Linked DNA regions of Mus musculus: regions 1, 2, 3 and 4 are each linked to region 5. The links are chromatin loops, found by intact Hi-C in ENCODE. Cell type or tissue: left cerebral cortex. All regions are shown on one strand. Links, peaks and the distances in the headings refer to the core of each region. The heading gives the core; the rest is flanking DNA. Region 1 has its middle 3.4 kb from the start of Oas1c. Region 2 holds the start of Oas1e (2'-5' oligoadenylate synthetase 1E). Region 3 overlaps Rph3a (rabphilin 3A). Region 4 overlaps Oas1c (2'-5' oligoadenylate synthetase 1C). Region 5 overlaps Ptpn11 (protein tyrosine phosphatase, non-receptor type 11).

Region 1 (5,943 bases), core at 614-5,613, 360 kb before region 5:
TGAGCTGGCCGAGATGAGGTGGGACAGGACTTTCAGAAGCCAGGCTGCAACCCTGATCCCTCCTCTTAATTCTGATCACAGCTGGCGATGGGTTCTTCCCCCCAAGTCCCACATCTGTATTGGAGAAGGAGCCTCAGCTACAGTTTATGTTCCCCACTCCCAGGCCATGTCCATTTCAGAGTCGGGGAAACTGAGGCCCAGAATGGCAAAGCAGTTTTCTGGAAAGTGGAGGGGCAGGTGGTGGGGCAGTGGTAATACAACCTTTGCACTGCTGTGTGACTTAGGGTAACTTAACTACCTTCTCCATGTCCAGTGTTCCACGCCCCAGGAATGATAAGGTCACATAGACTAAGTCAAATGTGACACGGAGGACAGACCAGGACTCGCCTGCTATGTGACTGGATTGATGGACCCTCTCTGGACTCGGTTCCCGGGCTGTCTGTCAAATCACATTTCATGACACTGGTACTTAACTCTCAGACTCTGTGAAGGGTGCAGAAATGAAGTTGTTTTCTTGTTTTCAGTTGACTGTATTTCTACATTTTTAGTTGTGAGTGGGGCTCTGTATGTGTTAGTGCAGGTTTGGTCAGAATTGAAAAGGGGGTGTCAGATCCCTTAGAGCTGCAGTTACATAGGTGGCTCTGAGCTGGCCTGCTTGGGTGCTGGGAACTAAACTGAGGTCATCAGCAGGAACAGCAGGCAGTTTTAGCTACTGACCCACCTCTCCATCCGGAGATGTGACAATTTGTAATGCCCTCTCTCAACAGTAGCTGATGCTCATGTGTGTTAGTGATGATTCTAAGCATTTTATTTAGGGAGGCTTTGTTCAGCATGAATTCTTCTTTTTATGATATTTGTTTTACAGACTTGGATCACCTTTATTGTTTTTTTCAGTTTCTCTATGATGTTATATGTTATTCTATATCACACAAGGCCATCTTCTCTTTAATGATGTCACTTGCGCATATTTCCTCCCAGCTAACAATGCCAACCATGGGACTATGGCTACATTCTCATATATCTGTATTAATTTAGTCATAGTCTCCTTCCAATCTCTACTATCCTTTACCTCCCACCAGACCCTCCCCAGAGATTCACTCTCTGATGGTATGTCACATGTGTGCAGCTAATGTGGGCACTGCATGAGTGCTACTGTACCCTTCCCAAACTCTTCTGTGCTTGTTTCATTTAGACCTCTCCCCCACTCCCATACACAGCCCCCCCCCCCACACACACACTTGAACACACAGAGACTCCACAGATGAACATGGATATTTTCCCTTCACGGTGTGGTTTATCTTCTGTATCAAGAGGAGATCCAGCACCCTCTATTTTCCTACATAGATTCTGATGTCACTCTTCAGGGCTGACTAATATTCTCCTGCACATCTAGCAGCTTGCTCCATCCATCCAACCATCCATCCATCCATCCATCCATCTATCACCTTGGTGATGGACTCCAGTTCAGCATCTGGACCTCCCAGCATGGCTCTCCCTGTCCTTTGTCATTCTCTTTCTTGTCTTTCAGGGCAAAGGCACCGCGCTCAAGGGCAGGTCAGACGCTGACCTGGTGGTGTTCCTTAACAATCTCACCAGCTTTGAGGATCAGTTAAACCAACAGGGAGTGTTGATTAAGGAAATTAAGAAACAGCTGTGCGAGGTTCAGCATGAGAGACGTTGTGGAGTGAAGTTTGAGGTCCACAGTTTAAGGAGTCCCAACTCCCGGGCTCTGAGCTTCAAGCTGAGCGCCCCCGACCTGCTGAAGGAGGTGAAGTTTGATGTGCTGCCAGCCTATGATTTACTGGGTAAGGCAGCCTGCCAGAGAGCCTCAGCTCACCCTTCTGCATGCCTTCATCCTCCCTTCTAGTTCCACCTCTGTGTGTGTGCACATGTGTGTTGCGTAGGTGTTCTCTTGTGTGTGGGTGTGATCCGGAACCATGGCTAACTCATCTCAAGAGTCATCCATCTTTTTTGAGACCTTGTCTCTCCCTGGTTCAGAATTCACACTTGAGCCTGACTGGCTGGGAAGAGCCCCAGGGACCCTCAGAGTCTCCCCCTTCTCAGTTCTGAGATTACAATCCTACACCACCAACACTGGCTTTTTCTCTGAGTTCTGGGATTCCGACGGGGGTCCTCATGCTTGCGAGCCAAGCACGTTACAGACTGAGCTATCTCCCCAGCCCACACCTTCCATCCCTGAACTGAAAACCATTATCATTTGAGAAATTCAACTAAAGAGAATGTCTCTTTAAAGCTGCGCTGGGGAGGAGGGATTTTGGAAATTTGGTAGCGGGGAGACAGAATCCATCCCACAGGGACATTGAGCAGCCTGCTGGCTCACTTAGGGGAGGGAGTCAAACTAGATGCTCCCTCAGCATACCAGTCCTACTCACGGCTAGCTGTGGGTTTTGTCTTCTTAAACATGAGACAGTGTAGACTTCACTGAAAATAACAAACTCGCGAATCTTCTCCCTCAGAGCTGTTCAGAGACCTGGGGTGTCTGCAGGAGAGTTTGCACAGGACGCAGATCTCATCGGAGCTCTGGCCCCTCAGTAAAACTGCAGATGCAGCCACCCAACTCACACATGCACACACATTTTATAACATTACACATTAAAAGATCTTATCTTTTGACAAAAATCTCAATTATTCAATTTTACCAATGAAGACTTGCAAAGCCAGATACTGTGGTAAAATCCTGCTAGCTCAGGGAGGCAGAGAAAGCACCTAGCTGACCTTCCTCCTGAGCCAGAATGTTCCAGAATGCATCCCCTTCTCATGCTATCTCATAACCTCTTTCAAATGGAATGTCCCTCCCCTCTACTTCCTGTGGGTCTCTCTATCCCTCCTTCTGACTCCCTCTTACTCTCTGTGGTTCCTTCTTAGTAATCCCATGTTCGCTTCTGGTCAGCTGGTTGCTTGCTCTGCCTCTTGATCTATGATTGGCTTTATTTAATCCTGTTTACAATATTCAAGCAGAAAGCTCCTGGATTAAGGGTGTGTGCTAAGGCTGAGCCACCACACCTAAAACCAGGTTTTTCCAATAAACAACTCAATCTCAGGGTTCACAGTGTGATCAAATATCCTGCAACAATCTTTTACCAGGCCTGATACAGCATGCGTCGCCAAAATTACAGATTGTCCAACTCAGGAAACACTCCTGAGAGCACAGTGGGATCTTGGGGGAGCTTAGAGAATACTTGAGGCTTTACATTTGGGGGAAGCACAGCACCCCCTGTTGGCCACTGTGTGAACTTCTGCTGTTAACTTAGTGACAAGGCCACTAGCCCTTGGCTTAGGAGAGCCGTGGAAACAGTCCAGAGTCTCAGGCAGCAGGGACTGAGAGGGCCAGCCTGGGAGTAGGACCAGGGCAGCCTGCTGTGGGAAGCTGCAAGAGGCTTAGAACCTTGTTCAGTGGAGGGGGATCAGAGTGGGTGACCAGAAATGATCTGTGACAGCAGGTCCCACAGAAGCCTGTCTGGGTCATGGATTTCCTCAGCCTCAGCAGCTTTCCAGTGGTGAGGGGCTCTACCACAGAAGGACTGCCTGTGGGCAACAGCCAAAGAGAGGATCATAGCCACAGCCCTATAGAAGATGACATAAGCAATGAGCCCTATTGTAACTAGACCCTGACACTAATCTAGACTAGCCCATAACCTCCATGGTCACTGAGTGACAGGCTTGTCGAAGCTCCATCCGTGAGTGACTTTGCCCTGTGTCAGCATCACAGTCTGATGGTGTGGTCTGCTGCATGGCACACATGTGCACACACCTAAGGCACAGCCTGCCTAGACTACTCAAATGTGCACACACACCTATACACACATCTATTCCATAGTCTGCTGCTCTTCTACTCTATAAGTGCACAGGACACACACACACAAACACACACACACCCTAACACTGCCATATCTTGTTCCATCTGGACAAACAAAACCACATGATATTAACTTATCACTACAAGAAATCACCCACCGAAAACACACAGTGGCTGGGGAGACAGCTCAGTGGATAAGGGCGATTGCTGCTCAAGCATGAGTACCTGAGTTCAAATCCCCAATATCCACCTAAACTTAGGAAGTGCCACACATTGACCTGGATACCTGGTCACTATGGGGGCAAAAGACAGGAGATTCTGTAAGACCTGCAGGATTCCAGCCAAGCTCCACATTTACAGACAGACTCTGACGCAAAGAAACATACTGACAAACTATAAAGAAGAGACACCTTAGGTCCTCTCCTGTCTCTGAACATATCAGGAACACTCGCCATGCATACACAATATAGAGCAGAGACTCTGTCAGTGTGAGACGTGATATGTGAATGCAGCCGACTGCTCCACAGTGAACTTTGACACATACATGAGTGCACAACTTTGACAAGAACTATGCAGAAGATACTGGAACCAGACGTGGTTGGCCATTATCTGATGATCACGTGTGTGTGACCACAGTGTGCTGGTTCCTCCCACCTCTGTCTCCAGGCCTGCAAGAAAGACCCTCACTAGAGCAAACTGGGAGCAGGGACTTTGTAGTGCACAGCATGTGTGCAGTCCTAAGGAGTGGTGGGGCAGATGGGTATATGCGGAGCGATGCCTGCTGGGGAAAAACGCTGCCTGTTCGCTGAACCCCATAGGCTGTGATTCTGGACCTGGGGAGACTGAGGAACCTCAGAGAGGGGCTGAGCTGTTCCACTGAATGAAATCTTGTTTACAGATCATCTTAACATCCTCAAGAAGCCTAACCAACAATTCTACGCCAATCTCATCAGTGGGCGTACCCCGCCGGGGAAGGAGGGCAAGTTATCGATCTGCTTTATGGGGCTTCAGAAGTACTTCCTGAACTGTCGCCCAACCAAGCTGAAGCGCCTCATCCGCCTGGTCACGCACTGGTACCAACTGGTAAGGCATTGGCCTGGTCACTGTGCGCTTCATCTGTACAGAGTGTAGACACGGGGCAGAGAAAATGTGTACTCTAGTTCGGCGTCTATTGAGGTAATAACTCTATCACATGACCAAAACGCTCCTGGGAAGGAAGGATATTCTTATGTTTACACATCTAAGGCACACTCCATCATTGAGGGAAGTCAGAGGAATAACTGAAGCAGAGGCCATGGAGGAATTCTGCTCACCGTTTGCTGTCCATGACGCACTCAGCGGCCATTTCTACACAGCCCAAGGCCACATTCCACTCATGGCCCCAACCACAGTGGTCTGGTCCCACCAACATCAATCAGTGATTAGTAACATGCCCATAAACTACCCAAGCCAGTCAGATGGATCTGCATTTTACTGAGCAAGATGGACTCCTACCAGAGGAGGCTAGCTGGTGTTTAGTGGACAAAAAGTAAGCAGCACAATTGACCCCTTTTCAACATGGCACACAAACAAACCACGGTTGAACCATAACCTTTCCCTTCTTGCTTGTCCCTAAGATCTCATGTCGCTATCACACCATAAAACACAACTTAGGTTTAAAGTCCCCAAATTAAAAATCAAACCTAAAGAAACTCCCAACACATAAAAAGACTAGTCTCTCAATGCTGGCCTCATATAAAATTAAAACACAAGTTAAATACTTTCTTACTGCAAGAGGGAAGAACCAAGTCACTGTCACAATCTAATTAAAACACAACCAAAATTCAACAGAGCAAAAGGCTCAGTATCTGATATCTGGGACTCATAGTTCTCTGAGCTTCTCCGGCTCTGCCATCCACGGCACACACAGCAGGTCTCAGGCTCAGGCCAGCTTTGTTCTCACAGTGCTCTGTTCCTGACAGTCATCTCCTGCTCAGGGCAAGGCCAGTATCTTGGGGTTTCCACTGCCATTGAGGCTGCACTTTCACTAATGGCTTCTCCTGGCCTCTCGCAGTGCCAGGCCTCAGCTGCTCTCCAAGGCCCCTTCAGTCCAGCAGTTCTCATGGGACTTGAAATCTGGGAGACAT
Region 2 (5,943 bases), core at 618-5,617, 380 kb before region 5:
ACTTGGAGGTCTCGGAGAGCAGCTAAGGCCTGGCACTGCGAGAGGCAAGGAAAAGCCATTGGTGAAAGTGCAGCCTCAATGGCAGTGGAGACCCTGAGGATTCTGGACTCACCCTGAGCAGGAGACAACTGCCAGGGACATGAGAATAGAGCTGGCCTGAGCTTGAGACCTGCTGTGTGTGCTGTGGATGGCAGAGCCCGAGAAGCTCAGTGAACTAGATATCAGATATCTAGTTCTAGATATCAGATACTGAGTTTTTTGCTTTGTTGGGGTTTCACCGTTGTTGTTGTTTTATTTATCTGATTGTGACTGTGACCTCTTGCAGTAGCAAAGAATTTAACTAGTGTTTTAAATTTTATATGAGAGTATCCTTGAGAGACTCATCTTGTTACATATTGAAATTTCAACCGCCCCCCTCCCCCCCAAAAAAAACCCTTTTAGATTCCTAACACTAAATGGTGTTTTATGGCATGATATCAACACGACATCTTTACAAAAAGTCAAGAATGGAAAGGTTATGGTTCAATAAAGATGTCTGTGAGAGCATCAATTTGAAAGTGGGTCTTTTGTGAAAGTGAGTTTTTACCAACTAGACAGTAAGCTGAGCAGGAGGCACCCTTAATCAAGAGGAAATCCCTCCATCACTCTGGTTTAGGGCAGTCTGTGGGGACATATTTGTGGTCAGTGATGGATGTGGTTGGTGCCATGCCTGGGCGTGTGCACACTGTAATAAAGCAATCTGAGTGAGCCATGGAGATGAAGCCAGTGAGCAGAATTCCTCCATGGTCTCTGCTTCAGTTACTGTCCTGACTTCCCTCAATGATGCCCTGTGACTGGGATGTGTAACCAAGTGAGACCTTTCCTTCCCAAGGCACTCTTGGTCATGTGATAAAGCTATCATGTCCATAGACAGCCAGCTAGACTAGACCTCTTCTCTGGCCTGAATCTCACTCTCTACACATAGGGTCCACAGGATCTGGGTCGGATGCCTTACCAGTTGATACCAGTGCTTGACCAGACGGATGAGGTTCCAGAGCTTGGGCGCACGATACCTCAGGAAGCTCTGATGAAGGTCGGTGAAGCAGATGGAGAACTCGCCCTCCTTCTCCAGGGTGGTGCACTCATGGATGAGTTGGGCGTAGACTTTGTTGTAGTTAATGGATTCAAAGGACTTGCAGTATCCCCCTTCATCTATGAAGGAAGTTTCATTGATGTTTAGGCCAAACTCTGATCTAAGAGTCTTCCATACCTCTAGGGTCACAGTCACTCTCTATGGGGTTAAGTGAACAGGGCAAACTTTGTCTGCAGCAGCGTCACTCCCCATACAGACATGAGCCCACCTCTGGACTGCATACATGAAAGTCTGCGCCACCAACTGCTCATAGTAGATTGCATTGCTCACAAGGTTGGAGACAGTGGTGGGAAGAAACAGCATTCGATGGTCACACACAAGAGAGCTACAGAGTCACTTGATAATGGCCAACCATGCTCTGGTGTACCATGGAGCACTCTACTGCATTTGTATATCATATCTCCTGCTTACAGTCTCTCCCTATTTTGAGATGATTATGTGTGCATGGGTGTGGCAAACACATATTCAGAGGCCACAAGATGGAGTCTTCATTTATAGTTTACCCCCTCCCTTTGCAGCAGGGTCTCTCTGTGAACATGGAGCTTGGCTGGCATCCATCAGGTCACAGAGACTCTCCTGTCTCTGTTCCCATAGTAACAGGGATACAGGTCAATGTGTGGAACTTCCTAAGAGTAGGTGGGCTTTGGGGATTTGAACTCAGTTCCTCATGCTTGTACAGCAATCACCCTTATCTAACTAGCTATCCTTCGAACTTTTACTGTGACAGGGAGCAGGCTATGGAATTGATGTGTGTGTGGCTATGTGTGCGTGTGTGTGCACTCCAAGGCAGCAGGCTGAGCCATAGGTGTTGCAGGTGTGTAGCCATGGTTTCAGCAGGCCATACTGTCAGGCTTTGAGGCTGCCACAGACCTAAATCACTCACTGATGGAGCTTGGGACAAGTCCAGTCTCCCACTATTCCAAGAAGCTATGAAGAACTTATTTACTAGTTCAAGAACCAGCACACAGTAGGTCTCATTTAAGTAACCTGGGTTAGGGCTATGGCTGGGGTCCTCTTTTGGACTGCTATCCACATGAGAATTCTCAAGGCAGTCCTTCTAGGATAGAGTTCCTATCCCACTGGAAAGCTGCCTCACGCTGGTGAAGTCCATGAGCAAGACAGGCTTCTGCAGGAGCCACCCTCCCAGCTCATTTCTGGGTCACCCCCTCTGAGCCCCCTTCACTGAGTAGGGTTCTAAGCCTCTTGCAGCTTTCCACAGCAGGCTGCCCTGGTCCTACTCACAGGCTGACCCTCTCAGTGCCTGCTGCCCGAGACTCTGGACTGTTTCCATGGCTCTCTTAAGCCAAGGGATAGGCTGTTGTCCTGGCTTGTATCTAAGTTAATAGCAGCAGTTCACACAGTGGCCAGGAGGGGGTGCTGTGCTTTCACGAACTATAAAACCTCAACTATTACCCAAGATCCCCAATCCCATACAGTTTTTTCATGGGTGTTCCTGGTTTTCTTTGGGTTGAGTTGGGCATGATTTTGGAGACACACTATGTGTCAGTCAGGTCTGCTATCAGAGAACTTAATGTAGAGGATCGTTAATGTGCAATTCTATAACACGTGTGTGCATGTGGAAGTTTGGGGTGTGTCGGGGGAGTGCACAAATGAAATCACAGTGCTGGGCAGGTAGAGACAGGAGAATGTCTCAGACTCACTGTCTGACTAAATAGGTGGACATGAAGCTGGCTGATCCACCTTTCTCAAAACAAACTTGCCTGGCTTGTAGTGGGTGGAAGAAGCCCAAGTGTGTCCTGAATATGTCTGAGTATAATCATTTAGAAGTGGAGACTCATAACCTACACACACTTCTAGGAGACCAAGCATCCCCTCCCCCCAGCCCTGTGCTGTACCTAATTGACATTCTGAGGCTCCAGGTGCCAGAGATTGTGGGTTCAGCTCCATCAGAGCACACACCTCACCTGACCCCAGCTCCTTACTGCAGGAGCCATGAAGGTGGGGCAGCAAACTCCAGGTCAACCTCTCAACCAAAATAGGCTCTTAAGTAACCAACCTCCAAGGCTGGCGTCTGACCATTACCCACACAGGCAAACATGTGAACAGACATCTGCATACATGAGAACATGCTCTCCCAACACACACAATCACACACAGAGAAATAGAAAAGAGGATTCATGCATGAGGGGAGAGCAGGCTGAACTCTGCTGCTCTCTGACTTACACAGAGCATCATAGGCTGGCTGCACATCAAATTCCACCTCCTGCTGGCGCTCTGGGGAGCACAGCTTGAAGGTCAGAGACCTGGTGTTGGGCTCCTCTGAGCTCTGCACCTCAAACTTGAGTTTACATGGCTTCTCTTGCTGCAACTGGAGCAGGTGTTTCCGAATTTCTTCAATGAACACTTGCTGCCACTTTAACTGGTCCTCAAAGCTGGTGAGATCATTAAAGAACACCACCATGTTGGCCTCTGACCTTCCCTTGAGTGCATTGTGTTCATCATAGGAGCCTCCCTAAAAGACAAAAATGAGAATAAGAAAGGATAAGGAGAGCCGTGCTGGGCAGTCCAGAAGATGAACAGAGTAGGAGTCCATCACCAAGAGTGACCAAGAGTGAATAAAGCTTGCCCATGTGTAGTGGAATTCTATTCAGCCCTGAAGAATGAAATTGGCATCTCTGTAGGATAATAGATGGTTCTGGATCTCCTTGTGGTACAGGAGATAAGCCAGGCTCAGAATGATGAACATCCTTGATTTATCTGTTTCTATCCAGAATTGTGTGTGTGTGTGTGTGTGTGTGTGTGTGTGTGTGTGTGTGTGTGTTAGTGATGAAAGGAAACACTCTGGGGAATTCAGGTTCAAGTACAATGTAGTGAGATGGTAGTGGGTGAGAGGACACAGAGACATATTAAACTGTTGTCACAATCCCCCTTGCTAGCAGAGTATTAAAAGGAAAAGGCCATGACCACCATGACTCTGGAAAGAAAGTCTGTATCAAAGACCACAGGACAAATGTCAAAATTAAGGAAACTGAATTCACAAAAACATTTTAAAAAATGATAAAAAGTGATATGTAGAGATTTCCCCCCCCCCCCAAATAAAATGCTGAGCCCAAGCAATAACACAGTTCAACTCCTGACATTGATGAGTAGACATTACAACACAACATGTCTGCAGCCTTCACAGTGACTGAGACAGGGACTGCTGTCATACAGACCCATGGGACAGATGGAAACATGAGCAATGAGCTTCCATCAGTCCAGTTATCCAGCAGTGGGGTCCCTGTTCTGTCCTCTGCCCTGTGCCATAGCTGGGTCTACATGAGGACACTGGGCACAGAGCAGGTAGGTAACTCACACCCCACTAAGGACTGCAGTCTGGCTTCTGAGAGTCCTCTCCCACCCCATCCCGATGAGCTCAGGCTAATGGGACTCACCATCACAACCCTGGCGACCCTCATAGGGTGGGTGGCACCTTGGAAGCATCTCTCCTTCAGGAAAGCACTTATGGAGTCGATGTCTGCTCTGAGCTCAGTAAGGAAGGTGGTGTCAGGAAGGAGTTGATCCTCTATGAAGTTATCCAGCCTCCAGATTGGGGTTCTGAAGAGTTCCCTCGCCATCCTGAGGCCAGGAGTGTTTGCTGACTGCAGCCTTGCCTCATGAGTCAGCTGCCCCTTATATCCATAGCTGCTTTCTCTTCCCAGGAAGGGCGGGGCTATGCAGATCAGACCTCTGCACCTAGATAGCCTCCTAGATTTTTAACAACAACAACAACAACAACAACAACAACAACAACAACAACACCAACACACACACACACACACACACACACACACACACACACACACACACACACACGTTACTGTAACATGAAGAGAAGCGAGAGAAATCCAGCAGCCGGCAGGCAGGAGCTCCAGCACAGCTGTGGTGGGTTTGTCACAGCTGACTGGTCCATGCTGGATATTGTTTGTCACAGCTGACTGCTCCATGATGGATATTGTAACGAGCCGTCTGCAAGGTCCTGGCTAGCTTCTAGTTCAGACTTAGCGTCTGTGGGTTCTCAGATGCACACCCATGATGTGCCTATCGTCCAAGGCCTAATCCAAACCCACCTTTCTGCCCTGTACCCCCACCTCTGTCTGTCCATCCATAAAGGACAAAGGTCTCACATCCTTCTTTAATATGGGATCTCACTCCTTTGCTCAGGGTGGATGTGAACCTGGGGACCTGCCCCATTGGACCCCTAAGTGCTGAGCTCACAGGACTGTGCCTCTCTCCCCAGCTGTAACCAATCCATTGCCACTCTCCACTTCAATAGCATAAAGTGTCGACCTGTGCCCAAGATTCACCTTCATGAGGGTGATCCTGTCTCCATGCCAACCTCTCCCTACCCAGCAGGAGTGAATATTCATCATGGCAGGATGGTCCACACCTGTGATTTCAATGCCTGGGAGCTTGATACGGAAGATATAGAGTTCAAGGCCAGCCTGGGCTATGTGATGAGACTGTCTCATAAAATGGAAAAAAAAAGTCTCTCCCACACTCATATGAGTACACACACACAGACAGTCACACACACACACACACACACACACACACACACACACACACACACACACACACACACACACACACACTGCCCACCCCATATACCTAAATTATTCTTGCAAGTGATGCAGACTACAAGGAACAGAAGAGTGATGAAATTATGACCACATTGGTTCTCCCATGGTTTTTTTGTCACGTGTGATGGTTTGTATGCTTGGCCCAGGGAGTGGTACTGTTGGAAGGTGAGCGGCCTTGTTGGAGGGGTGTGGCATTGTTGGAGTAGATGTGTTACCATGGGTGTGGGC
Region 3 (5,943 bases), core at 367-5,366, 220 kb before region 5:
CACACACACATACACACACACACACATTGCTATTCCTGCTGGACAAAGACATCAGGAGAAGAGATGGAAAACCTAGAATCACCAAGTCAGGCTGTCATTAAGTCTTGGTAATACCTGCAGTGTTCCCTCTGGGATGCTGTGGGTAACCTGGGCAACCCTCACAGCTGAGCTGCCACCACTCTCAGAAGCAGCCACAGGACCATTCCTAGAGGAAGCCCCCCCCCCCCACACACACACCACCACCACCAAGGAAGTCTGCCATGGCTGACGACAATCCTGTTCTCATCTCTGTCATTGCCACAGGTCAGTGATGGTGGGAGCTGAGCCTGGGATTCATCTTGACCTGAGTCTCTTAGGAAAACCAGAGCCTCCCTAGGGATCCCCACACACCTTCGCCCTGATGATGGTGCACTGCAGGTTGCTGTTGTCTTGGTCATAGAGAAGGCTGAATTCCAGGGCACCCAGTGTGGCTGCAGGCAACAGAAGACAAGAGTCAAGCGAAGCATTTGCTTAGTCAATTCACGAGCATTTCCTGGGTGCTTACCAATGTGTCTGGCCTCAGCTAGACACTGGGACCACAGAAGAGAGGGAGGGCAGGCCCTGGTCTGATCCTCCATCTATTCTGGCAGATCTCTCTCCTTGGGGGTCCTTCCACCATCATTTATAAATGTGTTTACTTAGTGACTTCATCTCCTGACAGATTGAGGTTACCCTGAAGACAAGGGCTGGGATGGCTGATTGACCACTACGTGCCCCTACTGTGTGCAGGGCACATAGTAGGTATTCCCGTGTGTGCTGAAGGAATGAATGAAAGTCAGTGTTTGCTGTTTCCCTTCCTAGGAATGCTCTCCCACGTCATTCCCGCGTGACTCATACCCTCTCAAGCCCTCCAGCTTGGCTCAAGAGTCACTTCCTAGAGAAGCCCTCCCTTAAGCAGCCACTGGAGAGATCACTCAGCCTGCGATGAGCTCATTCATCGTTGGACTCTTTCTCCCCTGTTGCGTTTTGCCCTAATGTCCTAGTGCCTGGAGCAGCTTGAGTCTCAGGATGCGAGGTCAATAAATCCTCGTCCATGACAAAGATGAGCCAGCAAGGAACAGAGAGAAGCCAAGCTTGCTGTAACCAGCCCTGCAACTGAGCATTCGTCAGGGCAGCCTGGAGGCTCGGAGAGGTCACACTTGAGAGACAGGTGACTGAAGGATCATGGAAGAGCGGCCAGGATAAGGACCAGGGAGGGCAGATACGGAGTGCTGTTGAGGCTGACAAGACAGGTGGGTTCCCCTCTCAGGCTCCCCTCTCCCTTCCCTGAGACCACAGATCCCTGACTCTGGAGAGCACCCGTTACAACAGGGACAGCTGCTACAACACACAGTGTGGCCCTCGAGGGACTGGAGCCTTTTTTCACTTGATAGCTGTGCTGGTATTTTCACTCTCTAGCTGTGCTGGTTGGTTTGTGACAACTTGACACAGGCAAGAAGGGAACCTCTATTGAGAAAATGTCTTAACAGACTAGCCTGTAGAACATTTTCTTAGTGAGTGGTGCCACCCCTGGACTGATGGTCCTGGGTTCTATCAGAAAGCAGGTTGGGTAAGCTACGAGGAACAAGCCAGTAAGCAGCACCCCTCCCTGGCCTCTGCATCAGCTCCTGCCTCCAGGCCCCTGCCTTGACTTCCACTCATGATGTATTACAGCCAGAAGATAAAACAAACCCTTTCATTCTCAAACTGCTTTTTAGACATGGTGGGGTTTATCACAGCAATAGAAACCCTAACTAAGACACTGGCCATTTCAGAGACATAGGGAGCCTTTCCAAGACTATATGTAGAACGAGAAGAGAGAAGGTCCTGTCTCCGTGCACTAGGGACGGGAAGTAGGAAATGTGATGGCCCTGGCTGGAGGGCTCCATCATTTGAATAACATAGCTGCCATTACTCCTGTGTGCTCAGCCCAACACAGTGTTGTCCAAATTTACTAAAGCACTTTCCCTGCAGTGCCTTGGTTTACCCAGCCATCAGCTTACACAGGAAGCAATACAGATTAGTGGGTCCCAACCAGGTCATCCCACCTCCCAGTAGCACCCATCCTGGCTGTTTCAGTCATAGCAGAAGAAAAAGCCCTATGTGGTGAGGGGGAGGCGTTCACACATGTATGTGTGTGTGCGTGCATGTGTGTCCTTGGCCCTCTGTGTCTGAGTCCAAGAAGGACACAGTAAGCACCTAACAAATCATTGGGTGGATGATGTCCCCGTCATGAGGGGGAAGAATGACTGCAGATAAAGACATACGTTAGACACAGAAACTCGCGCCTTTGTGGGGCTGTAGGCCACCAGATAATTCTGTTTGGTAGCTGGCTGCCCCACTGAACCTCAAAAAACAAAACGAAACAACAAAAAAACAAAAACAAAAACACTATAGGCTTTAAGTGACTCAATGACTCTGCCTCCAATGCGCTTTAACCCATGAAATGTGTAGTTCTGACACTGACCACATGGTGGCGCTCACTGGCCACCCCAGCGCTGGTGAGTTACTGGGTTTATCTCAATGGTAGAGCCCTTTCCCTGCACACTCAAGACCCTAGCTTTGATCTCCAGAACCAAAGGATTTTTAGGGTACATGTGTTAGCAGTTAGGGGGCATCTACAGACCCTAGAATCCCATTTCTGCCCCCTTGGGTTCAGTTTCTGGAAGAGTTTTCCCAAATGCCCCCCACACCCCACACCTCGGAGCCACCTACTTGCTTCATCAGAGTCATAACTATTGGCTTCTTCCTCCTCCTCCTCCGCAGGTGGTGGCTGGCGAGCAGGGGCTGCCTGGGAATAGGGGGCTGCAGTGTGCGGCGCTGCCTGGAAGCCCCCCGCAGGTCCTGTCCTCTCCTCTCGGGCTGGGGCGACAGCCCCTGGATAGCCAGGGTCACTTGGAGGAGCCTCTGTGGGGAGAAAAGAGGCAGTGTTGAGTCTGTCATAGCAATTGGCTAGAGAAAGCTTCTGGAATGCAGGTTCCCAGGCTGCACTCAGAATGAAAGGCAGGCCCTGGCGTTCGCAAGACCCGGGCTAAGGGGGTAATTCGGATAAGACCCAGACAAGACAAACCTCACAGGGGTGAATCAGTGGTGTGGACTCAGCTAGACAGTATGAATCAGCCTCAGCTGTGTGACCCAGGGCCAGTTACTTAACATCTCTGAGCCTTAGTTTCCTTATTTGTAGAATAGGAGTTACCCAATCCAGAGTTGTTTCTATGGCAGTCAATATTAGTTGCATTAAACCTTGAGAGTCCGTGAAAAACAAGTTACCATGTAACCATGACAACCAGGCATCTGAGACCTGCCTGTATGTGGGTCCAAGTAATCACTGTTCATTTATCCTGGGCCAAACACACTTCAGGCTCCACAAAAAGTGTTTTGTTTCTTAAGCTAATTTTAAAAAGTGTTTTAGTTGGTTTAATCATCACAACAAGACTATGAAGGAAGTCTGAGCCTGACTCCCACTTTATAGAAAAAAACCCTAAAGCTTAGAGAGATTTAGTCACTTGCCAGGAGTCACACAGCAAGAAGGGAAGAACCAGGGATGGTACCCAGCAGGCTATGCTCTGAGCCACAGAAACTGGCTTGCCAGTGGTCAGAGGTTTAGAAAGGAGCTGCTTCAGCCTGGTCAGACCAGTCTTGGTGACAGCCTGAGTAGATGTGATCCTGTAGAGCCTGGGACATTTCACACTTGCCTGTGCTCTGCTCCGGAAAGCGTCCTGGCCCAGGAGTGGCCCTGCTGCCCCCAGGGGGCCCTGCAAGGGGAAGGAAAGGGGGTGGTGATGAAGACACACTTCCTGGGTATCTGTCCTTCCCTCTCTTCATACACAGGCTAGACTGAAAGCAGACAATGGTGTGGAGAAGTTCCTGGGGATGTTAGGAACTGTCCCTCTGGGGGGGGGGGTTACTGGCATGGGAGAAGCCCAGGTTGAACCTCAGCTTGGAGATCTCCACCACCCCCCAACCCCCGGAGTCCCCACTTTTACATCCTCCTCTGAGATGTGGAGGAGTTACCACAGGGAGCCCTGTCCCTTCGTGGTGGACAGGATGCTCCACCCAGCCCTCCCTCTGCCAAAGTCCTGCTCTAAGTGGGGTCTCCTCCATCCCCAGGGTCTAAGGAGAGAGCTCAGAGCTCAGCACTACAGAGCAATGGGACCGTGGTCACCGCTGCGGGGCACAGGGCACATGGTGGCTTAGTGGCTGGTACCTGGCTGCACCGGCTGAGGAGGTGCTGGGCTTGGCACTGGGGCTGGGGCAGGGCGGGCTGCCTGGACTGAGTTAGCTCGCCTCAAACCTGCATGAGGAGGAGAAAAACAAGATAATTCACACCACACATACATGCACACACACACTACACATACACCACACACATGCATGCACACATACACACTACACACACACCACACCCATAATATACACACACACCACACACATGCATGCACACATACATACTACATACCACAGGCACACACACACACCACATGCATGCATGCACACACATAATATACACACACCACATGCATGCATGCACACACATTACACACACCATACACACTACATATACCACACGCATGCATGCACATACAGTATACACACCACACACACACACACACACACACATCATACCCCCACATGCATGCATGCACACACATAATACACTCACATCACATGCATGTATGCATACACATACACCACACACACACACTACACACACACACTACACACACACACACTCGTGGTGCGCACTCCCTTGAGGCTCCCCTGGATGCTGTCCTGCTCTGCTCCCAGCCCTCCTCTGGCCCCTCTGTCTTCTTCTCAGTGCCCAGAACCTCTGGGCAAATCTCAGCAGAGTTATTGAAAAGCACAGGTAAGCTGGGTGCAGGGAGGCAGGCCTGCCATCATACTCCAGTGGCTGAGGTAGGAGACTTGCAATTTCAAGGTCTGCCTGGGACACAGAGTGAGCTCAAGACCAGAACCCATCTCAAAATAAAACAGTAAGACGGGCCCATGAGTTCAGATTAGTGCGGTGTGCTTGCCTAGAACCTGCCCCCATGAGTTGCCGATGGGGGTAAGGGAGATATTACATGCAGAGAGTTTAGCCATGTGATCAGTGCAAAGCGGGTGCTTGTGCCATGAGTTAGTGTCACTGATGAATCCTGATACCATCCATAAAGAGAATTGATGAGCCACAATAAGGGGTGGCTCTCTGTGAGTTTGAGGGCAGTCTGGTCTACATAGTGAGTTCTAGGCCAGCTGCGGCTACATGGTGAGACCCGATCTCAAAAATAAGAAGCAAGTGAACCAAAACCAGCAGCTTGCCTTAGATGCTCGTGCCTATAGCACTCAAAAGAGGGTGAGACAGGAGGATTGTTGTGTATACCAGTCCAGCCTGGCTACACCAGGAAGCCCTGTTTCCAGAACCAACTAGGCAAGCAAGCCTAAAACGCAAAACAACTAAACAAGCCAGATAGTTACAAGTGTTGTCGAAAGTATATAGAAACTGGGTGGGTTTACTATCGACAGAAATGTAAAAGTAGTCTGTCTACCTACATAGGAAACAGGATGCTGGCTTCTTTTTTTAAAAAAACAAAAAAAGTTAAATATAGAACTGCCCAACTTTGGGACATTCTCGCTTGTAAGTCTCTACTCCAAAGGCTTAAGTGGATATTTGTCTGAGGTGTTCATAACAGCACAGTTCACAACAGCTAAAGGTAGAGGTAGTAACAGCCTAAAGGCCCTTGGTCTGAATGGATAAATAAAATGTATGTCTATTCAATGGAATATTACACAACCTTAAAAGGGGAACGGCAGCCTGAGAAATGCTCGCACATGGATGAACCTTGAAGGTATAGAGCTCTCAGTGAAGTGAGACAGATGGCAAAGGAAAATGCTGTGGGATTCCACTGAAGTGTGTCAAATTCACAT
Region 4 (5,943 bases), core at 501-5,500, 370 kb before region 5:
CTGGTGTGGGGGACACTTCTCATAGGCTCAATTCAGTTGCCTCCTCGTGTTGTCATTACATGTCAGTTATTTAGATTCTGTCTCTGTCCCCTTCTGTGCTATAGGCAAGAGCTGAGTGATTGAGACTGATCCTGTGTGCTCCACAAAGACAGCATTCACTAGTAGGCACAGGAGGAATCAAGACTTCATGAGTGACAGCCAGGAGTGAGGGTGGGGGCGGGACATAAGGAGTGCTCAGTATGGAAGTTTTCTCATGGTCTCTGAAGTAACTGGGAAGGGGCCAGGAAAATGGCTCAGAGGTAAATCGCCTCCCTCCCCATGTAGGGGTGAGAACTACAGGTCAGATCCCCACATGAGTGTCAGGCTCTTGAGGAAGCTGTCTCCTAATCCTAGCTCAAAAGGCTGGAGATGTGCTTCCAGGGGCTGCAGGACTCTCTAGACTTGCTGATCCAGCACACTGTGTGTCCTGTGTGAGACCCTGACTGATTATAGAAGGTGGGTAGGTGACCTGCTCTCACTCTCTGGCCGCCACAATCTTATGCACACACAAATACATGTGCTCCCATGAACAGGTATATGTTGTGAGTTCTTTTTAAAACAGGCTCTGCCTCTCCTGGGACTGTGGCCCTTGCTTTCAGTGTAGTGTAGCTCTGAGATCAGCTACAGCTGGCCCCACTCCCAGTTTGCTTGGTTTTCCCTGGTTAGGTTTTCCAACCACCAACCACAGACTTTCCCCTGTGATTGTGCTCTCAGCCCCTTCTGGCTTAGCTTTGCCAAGCCACCATCAAGGATCTGGCTCCTCTCTTTTTCTACCCATTTTTACTCTGTGGAAGAAACTCGTTTAGACAGAACTTGCCAGATAACAATTCCTGGGTGCAGAATCTCCTGCCCTTAACTATCAGCTAGCCTATATCAGACATCTACCATAGGAGGCGGCAGCCAGTTCTAGTTACCCTAAGATCTTACATGGTTGTTGCTTGCTCCTCATTCCAAAGCCTGGCTGAAAAGCCCTTTCTTTTTCCTTTGTCTCTTTTTCATTCCGGGATATGGAAATACCACTGTACCCTTCACCCAGCAATTGGCTCCCACCTTCTTTATTGACTAAATCAAGAACCAAGTAGGGAATCAGACTTTAGTATCAGCATGCTGCTATACACACACAAACAACACATATACATTTAAAGAATAGTCCAGGAAAATATTGAGAAATCACCCATTAAAAGAGGTACTATCCGAACAATAGAAACCATAGAAAGTAACATGAAGTGTTTGCTGAAGAAGGAAGCAGAGAGGCAGAGACACAAATGAAGCCGCTGCCATGGAACAGCGGATTAGACACGGCTGAAGAGAGAGTTAGCTGAATAGAAAGTGGACTCAAAGAAATCACTTAGAACAAGCATGGAAAGTCCTCCCTCCTCTTAGGTCCCCTCTCCCTCCCCATTCCCTCTCCCTCCTACAGCATCAGGTTCCTTTACTGCTCTACCACACCCTGTTTCTCTGAACCCCTCTGATCTGCCCCCCTTCTAACCACTTTTCCTTTTCCATTTTTTATTTTCTCACCTGGTGCCATTTTGATTTGTCTTTGTCAACCTGACACAGAGAGTGCCATCTGGAGAAGATGGACCCACAACTGAGAAAAGGCCTCCATCAGCCTGACCTGGAGTCAAGCCTGTGGGCATTTTATGATCAGTGTGGGAGGGTCCCACCCATTGTGGGCATTGCCTGTCCTAGGCAGGTGGTCCTGAGATGTTTGTAAAAATCAGACTGATCGCCCAAGGGTCTCAGGCAGCTAGCAGAGTTCCTCCATGGCCTCAGCTTCAGTTCCTGCCTCTGCTTCCCTCAGAGATGGAGTGCGATGCAGGAACGTGAGCCAGACAATCCCTTTCCACCCAATTACTTTGCAGCAGCAGCGTCTTTACCACAGCAGTCAGAGCAAACTAGTTCAGAAACCAGTCCTAGGGAAGGGCTCCCTTAATGATCTGTGCGGAAATATTCATGATAGGTGTGGGTGTGGTCGGTGCTATGCCTGAGCATGTGGACTGTACAATATCTGAGTGAGCCATGGACATCAAGGTAGTGTGCAGAATTTCTCCATGGTCTCTGCTTCAGTTACTGTCCTGGCTTCCCTCAATGATGCCCTGTGACTGGGATGTGTAACCAAGTGAGACCTTTCCTTCCCAAGGCACTCTTGGTCATGTGATAAAGCTATCATGTCCATAGACAGCCAGCTAGACTAGACCTCTTCTCTGGCCTGAATCCCACTCTCTACACATAGGGTCCACAGGATCTGGGTCGGATGCCTTACCAGTTGATACCAGTGCTTGACCAGACGGATGAGGTTCCAGAGCTTGGGCGCACGATACCTCATGAAGTTCTGATGGAGGTCGGTGAAGCAGATGGAGAAATCGCCCTCCTTCTCCAGGGTGGTGCACTCATGGATGAGTTGGGCGTAGACTTTGTTGTAGAATTGGGGTTCAGCATACGTGTTGTTTCTCAGTTCATCTATAAAGAAAGCATCTCTCATGTTTAGACTCACCCCTGCTCTGAGCATCTTCCTTCTCCCTAGGGTCACAATTACTGTGTATTCGGTTCAGTGAACAGGGCAAAGTTTGTCCTCAGCAAGCATTGCTTCCAATACAGCCATGAGCCCACCACACCTCTGTAAGTGAATTGACCTAGAAAATCTGTGGCTCCAACTGCTATTAGTAGGAAGCCTTACTCACAGGTCTGAAGACAGTGGTGGGAAGAAACAGCACACAGTGGTCACTCACAGGAGAGCTACACAGTCATCTGTCAAAGGCCAACCATGCTCTGGTGTAGCACGGAGCACTCGACTGCATTTGTATATCGTATCTCCTGCTTACAGTCTCTCCCTGTTTTGAGATGAAGGGTGGATTTTGTGTGCATGGATGTGGTAAACACATATTCAGAGGCCACAAGAGGAGATGGGGCATCTTCCTTTATAGTTTGTCACACTCTCCCTTTGCAGCAGGGTCTCTCTGTGAACATGGAGCTTGGCTGGCATCCATCATGCCACAGAGACTCTCCTATCTCTGTTCCCATAGCAACAGGGATAAAGATCAACGTGTGGAACTTCCTAACATTAGGTGGGCATTGGGGATTTGAACTCAGGACTCACAGTTGTACAGCAATCACTCTTATCTACTAGCTGTCTCCCCAGAACTGTGCTAAGTTACCTGGGTAAGGGCTGTGGCTGGGGTCCTCTTTTGGGCTGCTATCCACACGAGCATTCCCAAGGCAGTTCTTCTAGGATCGAGTTCCTATCCCACTGGAAAGCTGCCACAGGCTGGAGAAGTCCATGAGCAAGACAGGCTACTGCTGGAGCCGCCCTCCCAGCTCATTTCTGGGCTACCCCCGCCTCCCCCACCCCCTGCCATGAGCCCCCTTCACTGAGCAGGGTTCTAAGCCTCTTGCAGCTTCCCACAACATGATGCCCTGGTCCTACTCCCAGGCTGGCCCTCTCAGTCCTTGCTGCCTGAGACTCTGGACTGATTCCATGGCTCTCCTAAACCAAGGGCTTGTGGCCTTGTCTCTAAGTAAAAGCAACAGTTCACACAGTGGCCAACAGGGGGTGCTGTGCTTCCTCCAAATGTAAAGCCTCAAGTATTCTCTAAGCTCCCCATACTGGTCTTTCATGGCTGTTCTTGTTTTTTTTTGGGGGGGGTGGGTGGGGTGGGGTGGGGTGGGTGGGCAGGGGGCAGGGAGGGAGTAGGTTGGGAAATTTGTAATTTTGGAGACATACTTTGTGTCAGTCAGGCCTAGTATGAGAGAACTTAATGTAGAGATTCGTTAATGTGCAATTATATAACATGTGTGTGCATGAGGGATTCGGGGTGTGTGCTCTGGGTTTCTAGTTTTCTAGAGGGGGAAAGAATTCCTTTCGGAAATTCTGCATCTTGCACCCCAACCCCCATGTGCAGATACCCAGGCGGCTGCATAGGTTTGAGGTCTCATTCTTTGATAGAAGAAGAAACAGATGTTAATTTTTAGCCATTTTTTTTGTCCCACTTTTAGAGACACACAGTTCCCAGTCTCAGCCATGTAGACAGCTGTTCACCATGCAGTTGTTTTCTGGATGCCCCAGGGGCTGGGCAGATGGCTCTATGCGTAAAGGGCTTCTTACAAGAACTAAAAGGACCCTCAAATCAGATTTTGAGTATCCCCGATAAAAGCTGTGATTGAGGGGCATGATGAGGGTCCACACCAAAATCTCAGAGCTGGACAAGTAGAGACCAGAGAATCCCTCAGGCTCACTGTCTGACTAGATAAGTTGACATGAAGCTGGCCCATCCATCTATCTCAAAACAAACAAGAAAACAAACCTGCCTGGCTTGATGGAGGAAGCCCAAGTGTGTCCTGAATATGTTTGAGTATAATTGTTTACAAGTGGAGACTCATAGCCTACAGACACTTCTAGGAGACCAAGCATCCCCTCCCCCCAGCCCTGTGCTGTACCTAATTGACATCCTGAGGCTCCAGGTGCCAGAGATTGTGGGTTCAGCTCCATCAGAGCACACACCTCACCTGACCCCAGCTCCTTACTGCAAGAGCCATGAAGGTGGGGCAGCAAACTCCAGGTCAACCTCTCAACCAAAATAGGCTCTTAAGTAACCAACCTCCAAGGCTGGCGTCTGACCATTACCTACACATGCAGACATGTGAACAGACATCTGCATACATGAGAACATGCTACCCCAACACACACACACACACACACACACACACACACACACACACAGAGAGAGAGAGAGAGAGAGAGAGAGAGAGAGAGAGAAGGAATAGAAGAGAGGATTCAGGCATGAGGAAGGGTAGGCTGAGGCTCTGCTGCTGGCTGACTTACATAGGACATCATAGGCTGGCTGCACATCAAATTCCACCTCCTGCTGGAGCTCGGGGGAGCTCAGCTTGAAGCTCAGAGACCTGGAGTTGGGCTCCTCTGAGCTCTGCACCTCAAACTTCACTTTAAATGGTTTCTCTTGCTGCAGCTGACACAGGTGTTTCTGAATTTCCTCAACGAACTCTCCCCGTCGCTTTAACTGCTCCTCAAAGCTGGTGAGATTGTTAAAGAACAACACCATTTTGGCCTCTGACTTGCCCTTGAGTGCAGTGTGTTCATCATAGGAGCCGCCCTAAAAGACAAAGATGAGAATAACAAAGAATAGGAGAGCCATGCTGGGCAGTCCAGATGCTGAATAGAGTAGGAGTCCACCACTGAGAGCTCACCCATGTGTAGTGGAATTCTATTCAGCCCTGAAGAATGAAATTGGCATCTCTGTAGGATAATAGATGGTTCTGGATCTCCTTGTGGTACAGGAGATAAGCCCTGTGCCATAGCTGGGATGCACATGAGGACACTGGGCACAGAGCAGGTAGGTAACTCACACCCCACTAAGGACTGCAGTCTGGCTTCTGAGAGTCCTCTCCCACCCCATCCCAATGAGCTCAGGCTAATGGGACTCACCATCACAACCCTGGAGACCCTCACAGGATGGGCGGCACCTTGGAAGCATCTCTCCTTCAGGAAAGCACTTATGGAGTCGATGTCTGCTCTGAGCTCAGTAAGGAAGGTGGTGTCAGGAAAGAGGTAATCACATATGAACTCGTCCAGCTCCCTGGCTTGGATGCTGCAGAGACCATTCTCCATCCTGAGGCCAGGAGTGTTTGCTGACTGCAGCCTTGCCTCATGAGTCAGCTGCCCCTTATATCCATAGCTGCTTTCTCTTCCCAGGAAGGGCGGGGCTATGCAAATCAGACCTCTGCACAGGCCACCTCTGGCTCCTGGGCTCCCTGACCCTCTGGGGTCTGTTTACCTGCTGGCATTTCTTTGGATTGTCAAACCCTCATCACAGCAGGCTGTGAACCAGGAGGCATGAAGCATCCTAAACATAGTTTCTGTTGTTCCTCCTTCTTGATCTTGAATTG
Region 5 (5,943 bases), core at 672-5,671:
CTGTCCTGGAACTCACTCTGTAGACCAGGCTGGCCTTGAACTCAGAAATCCACCTGCCTCTACCTCCTAAGTGCTGGGATTAAAGGCATACGCCACCACACCCAGCTCCATTAAAAAATTTTTAATGTTTAAAAAAAAAAAAACTCTGGAGGTGGTGAGCTGGCTCATCAGAAAAGCCTGACAGCCACAGCCAGGTCCCTGGCAGCCATGGAGACTCTGATGTAGGAGGGAACTGACACGCACAGAGAGCACACAACAATGGACAAGTATTCTCAAGACCTGATGAGTAACAGAAGTCTCATATGCACTCCCTGGGAGGTAACACTGTCCAGTCAGTGCTGACATCTCCTCTACCAAGGTCAGAATGTGCTTACACAGTCACCCTTACTCTCAGGGACAAATGTCACAGTCCTGCATCTTGCTTCAAAGGACTCAAGGAGTCCATGTGCTAGCATTCGCTTTTAATCCTAAAACAGAGGCAAGTAGATCTCTGTGAATTCAAGGCCAGCCTGATCTACACACCAAACTCCAAGCCAGCCAGCCTCATCTAGTGAGGTCGTATGTCATGGATAGATGGATGGGTGGGTGGGTGGATGGGTGGATGGACAGACAGACAGATGGATGGATGGATGGGTGGATAGATTCTTCCTAAGTCTCAGTGAGATGCTAAATAAATTCTCAAGGACATGATTTATTCATGTTTATGTGAACAGTAAGATCTATAAAAATCAAACCCATTTACTGCAATTTGAACAGCTACAACAGGCATACAGAAAACATCTAGAAAACTCCCACATCTGCTCAGAGGGACAGTGAGAATACACCACACTGTCTGGTGGGATGTAAAACAAACCAAAGCTGCCCAATGTCCATCACTGGAAGAATGGAGAAGCGAGTGTGGTGGCACCATTTGACCACCAAAGAGCCAGTACAATAAACAGCTCGATGTCCCAGCATGCAACTCTCGCTCTTCATTGGATACATGAATTACAGAACTATTAATGCACCAGGCCACAAGAGCTCACTAGACAGTGTAGTATACAACACATCATCAGGGGGATCCATGCCAACCTTTGCACAGTGGAGAACAAGACTAGGCAGGGGCTCATGGGAACCACATCTACCTCACAGAGGTTTCCTTCTGGACAAATGAAAGTGATGTGAAGAACTTTGCAAAGACTGTTCCAAACCAAGAAAGAAAAACACAGAAAGCAGGTCAAAGGTGAGGAGCCAGGACTCAGCCCTGGAGGCTCTGGGGATGTCTCTCTGCCCAAGGTATTCTCTCTCAGTCCCCTCGGTGAGTAGAACACCCAGCAGTCCTTTCTAGTTACTTCCCAAGGCTGTGACTCTGGGAGACCACAAACAAACAAACAAGAGTATAGAGGCTGGAGAGAGGGCTCATCAGTTAGGAGCACTGGCTGCTCCTCCTGAGGGCCCAACACTCACATGGTGGCTCACAACCACCTGGAACTCCACCTCCAAGAGATATGATGCCCTCTTCTAGCCTCCGAACACACACAGGGTACACATACATACACGCAAGCAGAACATTCATACACATAAAATCTTTTTTTAAAAAGATGTATTTATTTATTATATGTAAGTACACTGTAGCTATCTTCAGACACTCCAGAAGAGGGAGTCAGGTCTCATTTCGGATGGTTGTGAGCCACCATGTGGTTGCTAGGATTTGAACTAGGGACCTTTAGAAGAGCAGTAGGGTGCTCTTACCCGCTGAGCCATTTCACCAGCTCCATACACATAAAATCTTAAAAAAATAAAATAAAAGCCGGGCGGTGGTAGCGTAAGTCTTTTTTTTTTTTTTTCTAAAGATTTATTTATTATTACATGTAAGTACACTGTAGCTGTCTTCAGACACACCAGAAGGGGGCATCAGATCTCATTATGGGTGGTTGTGAGCCACCATGTGGTTGCTGGGATTTGAACTCAGGACCTTCAGAAGAGCAGTCAGTGCTCTTAACCACTAAGCCATCTCTCCAGCCCAGCGTAAGTCTTTAATCCCAGCACTCAGGAGGCAGAGACAGGCAGATTTCTGAGTTTGAGGCCAGCCTGGTCTAAAGAGTGAGTTCCAGAACAGCCAGGGCTATACAGAGAAACCCTGTCTCGAAAAACAACAAAAACAAACAAACAAACAAACAAATAAAAAAAATAAATAAATACTGGGCAGTGGTGGCGCACACCTGTAACCCCAGCTCTTAGGAAGCAGAGGCAGGTGGATCTCTCTGAATTTGAGACCAGCCTGATATACAGAGTGAGTTCCAGGACAGCCAGGGGCTATACTGAGATTTTCTGTCTTGAAAAACAAAAACAAAGTAAAATGAAATAAAAGCCTAGGAACTGGCATGTGCCCTGATTGGCTCCACAGTGCTGCAGACAGGACAGGCCCCAAACTCTAGGGGAAGAAGCAAGGCAGACAAGTATGGCCTCATCCCTCCTCTGGAAATACAGACCATGAGTGTCTCTCATTACCTCCCAACTTACCTAACAGACAGAGTGAAGTCTCCAGGGTTACTCTTACTGGGCCTTGCTAAAAAACTGCCATCGACTCCTCTGGTCAGCAGGAGATTCTCTGCCTCCACACCAGTGATGTTGGGGTGAAACCATCTTGAGGGAGAAAAACAGGACAATGAGAACCAAAGCACAGCTGAGCACCCTTACCCCACCATGTGGAGGCTGTGAGCACCCTTACCCACCATGTGGAGGCTGTGAGCACCCTTATCCCACCATGTGGAGGCTGTGAGCACCCTTACCCCACCATGTGGAGGCTGTGATCTGTGGCACCGACAGCTTCCAGGCTCACCCCTGTCCTTCCCTCCTTAGCCCCCTTTCCTTGATGGGACATTTGGATCCTGCACCCTGCAGGCTCAGGAGCAGCATGGCCAGTGGGGCTGGACTGATAACACAGTGCACTGGTGGGTTTGCCTCCCCCAAAAGATCACCCACATGGTCAGGAAATTGTCTGCATGCAAAGAAACCAAACAAGCACAAACTGTCATGAGTAAGAACGGGTACTGCGGCTTACAGAGTCAGGTTCTCATTGCTGGGGAGGGAGAGGAAAAAACCAGAACACTTGCAGGGTACCAGACTGTAAAGGAAGACACCCATATAAATTCAACTTTCTAATATATATGTAGAAAGAAATACATAGATCTACAAACTGAACAAGGTAATTTCCAGAAATAAGTGTAAGCTACCTTCCCACAAAACACTTGTTCCAAAAACAAAACAAACAAAACACCTGATAAACATCATAAGAGACAACTTTAACAGGATTTCTCTCAAAGAGGTGTCACTATGTAACTGTGTACTAGGCTGGCCTACACCTTGGGTCTCTCCTACTTGCAGCCTCTGGCATAGGATGACAGGTGCACACCATGCCACAGGAACAATCTTAGTCAGCTGGCAGTACCACCTGTCACAGGTCGCAAACTGCATGTTTCCAGATCCCATGATGGGGACTTCACATGCAATGTCCTTTAGAAGACAAAAGTGCCCACTGTAGGTGACATTTACTTCAAAGGATTCCCCGGTTTCCAGCAAGTTCTCCTTCATGTCACTAGACAGATGGCTCCGCGGTTAAGAGTACTTACTGTTCTTACAACTGAGTTTAGTTTTCCCTAGCACCTACATTCTGTAACTTCAGCTCCAGGGGGAGTGGTGCCCTCTTCTGGCCTCAAATAAATAAACAACATATTTAAGATCTCCTTCATGAAGACTCAGGTGAAGTCAAGGCCAAGGCAGACCCTGTCTCTGGAGGCTGGCTGACACGTCTAAATACTCCCAGGGAGTAAGCGTCAATACTAATGTTGGGAGCCAAAGGCTGGGGCTGTACCACAGCAGCAGTGTTTGCCTAGCAAGCACGGAGCCTGGATCGACTTCAGCACTGCACAGGGCACACCACATACACCAGAGGGCTTGATCCATACTAAGATCACATCCAGGAGAAGTGGAGGCCATGCTCACCCACACAGGAAGGAGGAGGACAGCCAAGGCTACATGAGACCCTGGCTCCAAAAATAAATAAACAAAACAAAAAGGTTTTTGTGTGTTACTGGGAACAGGATTGAGGCCCTACACACACTAGTCCAATCCCTAAGGTAGTGAGTGAGTGAGGCAGACCTAAGCTGCCTGCTAGCCACTCAAGCACCTGGTTCTCAGTAAGCAGCAACATCGGGAGCTCATCTTTAAAATAATAAGCACACTCTGTCCCAACAACATGCAAGCTGAGAACAGAAAAGCCCGCAGCAGCCCAACACAGACATGGCTGCAGCATCTTACAGGCTTCAGAGGGCTCCAACCTCTGTTCTGATTGACCTCACGTTTGATCATCAAACTCAAGACTCAAGTCAAAGGAATAAAATGGGAGTTGACTTTTTACTCCTCCAAGAGCTGGTCAAATCCCAGCACTCAGGAGGCAGATGCAGGTGGATCTCTGAGTTTGAGGCCTAGCCTGGCCTACAAAGTTCCAGAATAGCCAGGGCTACACAAAAATAAATAAAGGAAGGAGGAAAGGAGGGATGGAGGGAGGGCACAGGCAGGCAGAGGCAGTAAGGCAGGCAGGCAAGCAGGCACCCTCCAGTGGATGAAAAAGCATTTAACAGCAAAGTTTCAAAGGTAGAAATGGAGAACCTGGTGCCACTGGCCTGGTTCAAATCCCAGCTAAGTGGCTGAGCTAAATGATTAACCCCTTTTAAGGCAACCATGGCTTAGAGAGTAACTGCCCCCTTCTGCACAGAGGGCCGAGAGGATGGGTTCATGTAGTTCCTAAAGCACACAACAGCCTAGAACAGTGCCAGGCAGCACTGTCTCCCTGTGGCAGACAGCAGTGCCTACCTTAGTCCTCAGGAGGATCAGAAATTCAAGGTCAGCCTGGGCAAGTTCCTTCATCTGTATGTGGGTGACAGAGTCCTCCACCTGCCCCGGCCTCTGCCTGCAGCTTACCAGATACTTTCCATTAAGCACTCTTCCTCCACTGCCGAGCCTGTTCTCAGAAACTGACGGACCGGCCGGCCGGCCCCCTCTGCTCACCCACACAGTGGTGTGTGTGAGACTTAGCGGCTGTCCTCTCTAAGCAGAGGCCTGGACTGTAAAGTTCTGTCCGAATCAGCTGGGTGAGGCCCAGCTTTTGCTTTCATTTTGGAGACACGGTTTCATTCTGTAGCTCAGGCTAGCCTGCAGTCTCACCCTGGTGCTGGGGTCCCAGGCATGGCTCTAAGCCTGGCTCTGGCCATCATCTTCAACTTTCACTTTAGCTCTTAGGTGATCTGCAGACTTTTCCCTTTTGCAGTGAGAGTCACATTCCTTTTAAACTATTTTGTGTGGCTGTGTTCAAGCCACAGCACTCGTGTGCAGATTACAGGATAAGCTGGGAGTCGGGGGTGGGGAATGTTCCCTCTTCCACCATGTGTGGCTCCTAAGGATGGAACTCAGGTCATCAGGGTCAACAGCAATGCCTTTATCCACGGAGCCATCGCACCAGCCCTTAGTCATCTTTACACTGTGATGATGGATACCTAGCAGTGTTTGAAAAGTTATAAGCCCATACCCATAACCACCAGAGTTTTTAGAAGATTTATTCTTTTCTTTTTTTTTTAAATTTTAGCGCACGCCTTTAATCCCAGCACTAGGGAGGCAGAGGCAGGCGGATTTCTGAGTTCCGAGGCCAGCCTGGTCTACAAAGTGAGTTCCAGGATAGCCAGGGCTACACAGAGAAACCCTGTCTCAAAAAAAAAAAATTATTATATATGAGTACACTATAGCTGTCTTCAGACATACCAGAAGGCATCAGCTCCCATTACAGATAGTTGTGAGCCACCATGTGGTTGCTGGGAATTGAATTCAAGACTTCTGGAAGAGCTGTCAGTGCTCTTAACCAGTGAGCCATCTCTCCAGCCCAGATTTATTCTTATGTGTGTTTTACCA

The links. Peaks named below come from ENCODE experiments on the same cell type or tissue, not always from the same donor. Only the 100,000 strongest peaks of a DNase experiment are listed, where the experiment ranks them.
Region 1: a loop joins it to region 5, with 2.3 times the contacts of the local background. A loop is called at or near these places in 2 of 42 quality-filtered maps.
Region 2: it touches region 5 in a loop (3-fold over the local background); 2 of 42 quality-filtered maps call a loop at or near these places.
Region 3: a loop joins it to region 5, with 5 times the contacts of the local background. A loop is called at or near these places in 16 of 42 quality-filtered maps.
Region 4: a loop joins it to region 5, with 2.7 times the contacts of the local background. A loop is called at or near these places in 3 of 42 quality-filtered maps.

Annotation. Positions count from the first base shown.
Region 1 is chr5:120,812,898-120,818,840 of GRCm38, forward strand. It overlaps the pseudogene Oas1b. Among named protein-coding and RNA genes, the nearest start is that of Oas1c, 3.4 kb to the left of the region's middle. In left cerebral cortex, for the core only: a CTCF peak has its summit at 3,256 (motif pointing left); DNase peaks (open chromatin) are centred at 1,843 and 3,237.
Region 2 is chr5:120,790,789-120,796,731 of GRCm38, forward strand. Oas1e (2'-5' oligoadenylate synthetase 1E) reads right to left here and starts at 4,742. Exons shown (of 6, transcript NM_145210.2): 1 at 4,528-4,742; 2 at 3,317-3,605; 3 at 995-1,191. The coding sequence starts at 4,710. In left cerebral cortex, for the core only: a CTCF peak has its summit at 2,505 (motif pointing right); a DNase peak (open chromatin) is centred at 2,496.
Region 3 is chr5:120,951,672-120,957,614 of GRCm38, forward strand. It overlaps Rph3a (rabphilin 3A), which reads right to left. Exons shown (of 22, transcript NM_011286.3): 11 at 4,226-4,312; 12 at 3,714-3,773; 13 at 2,734-2,925; 14 at 391-470. It overlaps Gm32185 (a long non-coding RNA gene), which reads left to right. Exons shown (of 2, transcript XR_387678.3): 2 at 841-1,097. Among named protein-coding and RNA genes, the nearest start is that of Gm32185, 4.4 kb to the left of the region's middle. In left cerebral cortex, for the core only: a CTCF peak has its summit at 2,492 (motif pointing right); a DNase peak (open chromatin) is centred at 2,492.
Region 4 is chr5:120,803,099-120,809,041 of GRCm38, forward strand. Oas1c (2'-5' oligoadenylate synthetase 1C) reads right to left here. Exons shown (of 7, transcript NM_033541.4): 2 at 5,483-5,943; 3 at 4,862-5,150; 4 at 2,306-2,502. The coding sequence starts at 5,665. Among named protein-coding and RNA genes, the nearest start is that of Oas1c, 6.4 kb to the right of the region's middle. In left cerebral cortex, for the core only: a CTCF peak has its summit at 3,581 (motif pointing right); a DNase peak (open chromatin) is centred at 3,585.
Region 5 is chr5:121,169,479-121,175,421 of GRCm38, forward strand. It overlaps Ptpn11 (protein tyrosine phosphatase, non-receptor type 11), which reads right to left. Exons shown (of 16, transcript NM_001109992.1): 2 at 2,503-2,625. Among named protein-coding and RNA genes, the nearest start is that of Ptpn11, 19 kb to the right of the region's middle. In left cerebral cortex, for the core only: CTCF peaks have their summits at 3,689 (motif pointing left) and 4,613; a DNase peak (open chromatin) is centred at 3,667; H3K27ac peaks cover 1,582 bases.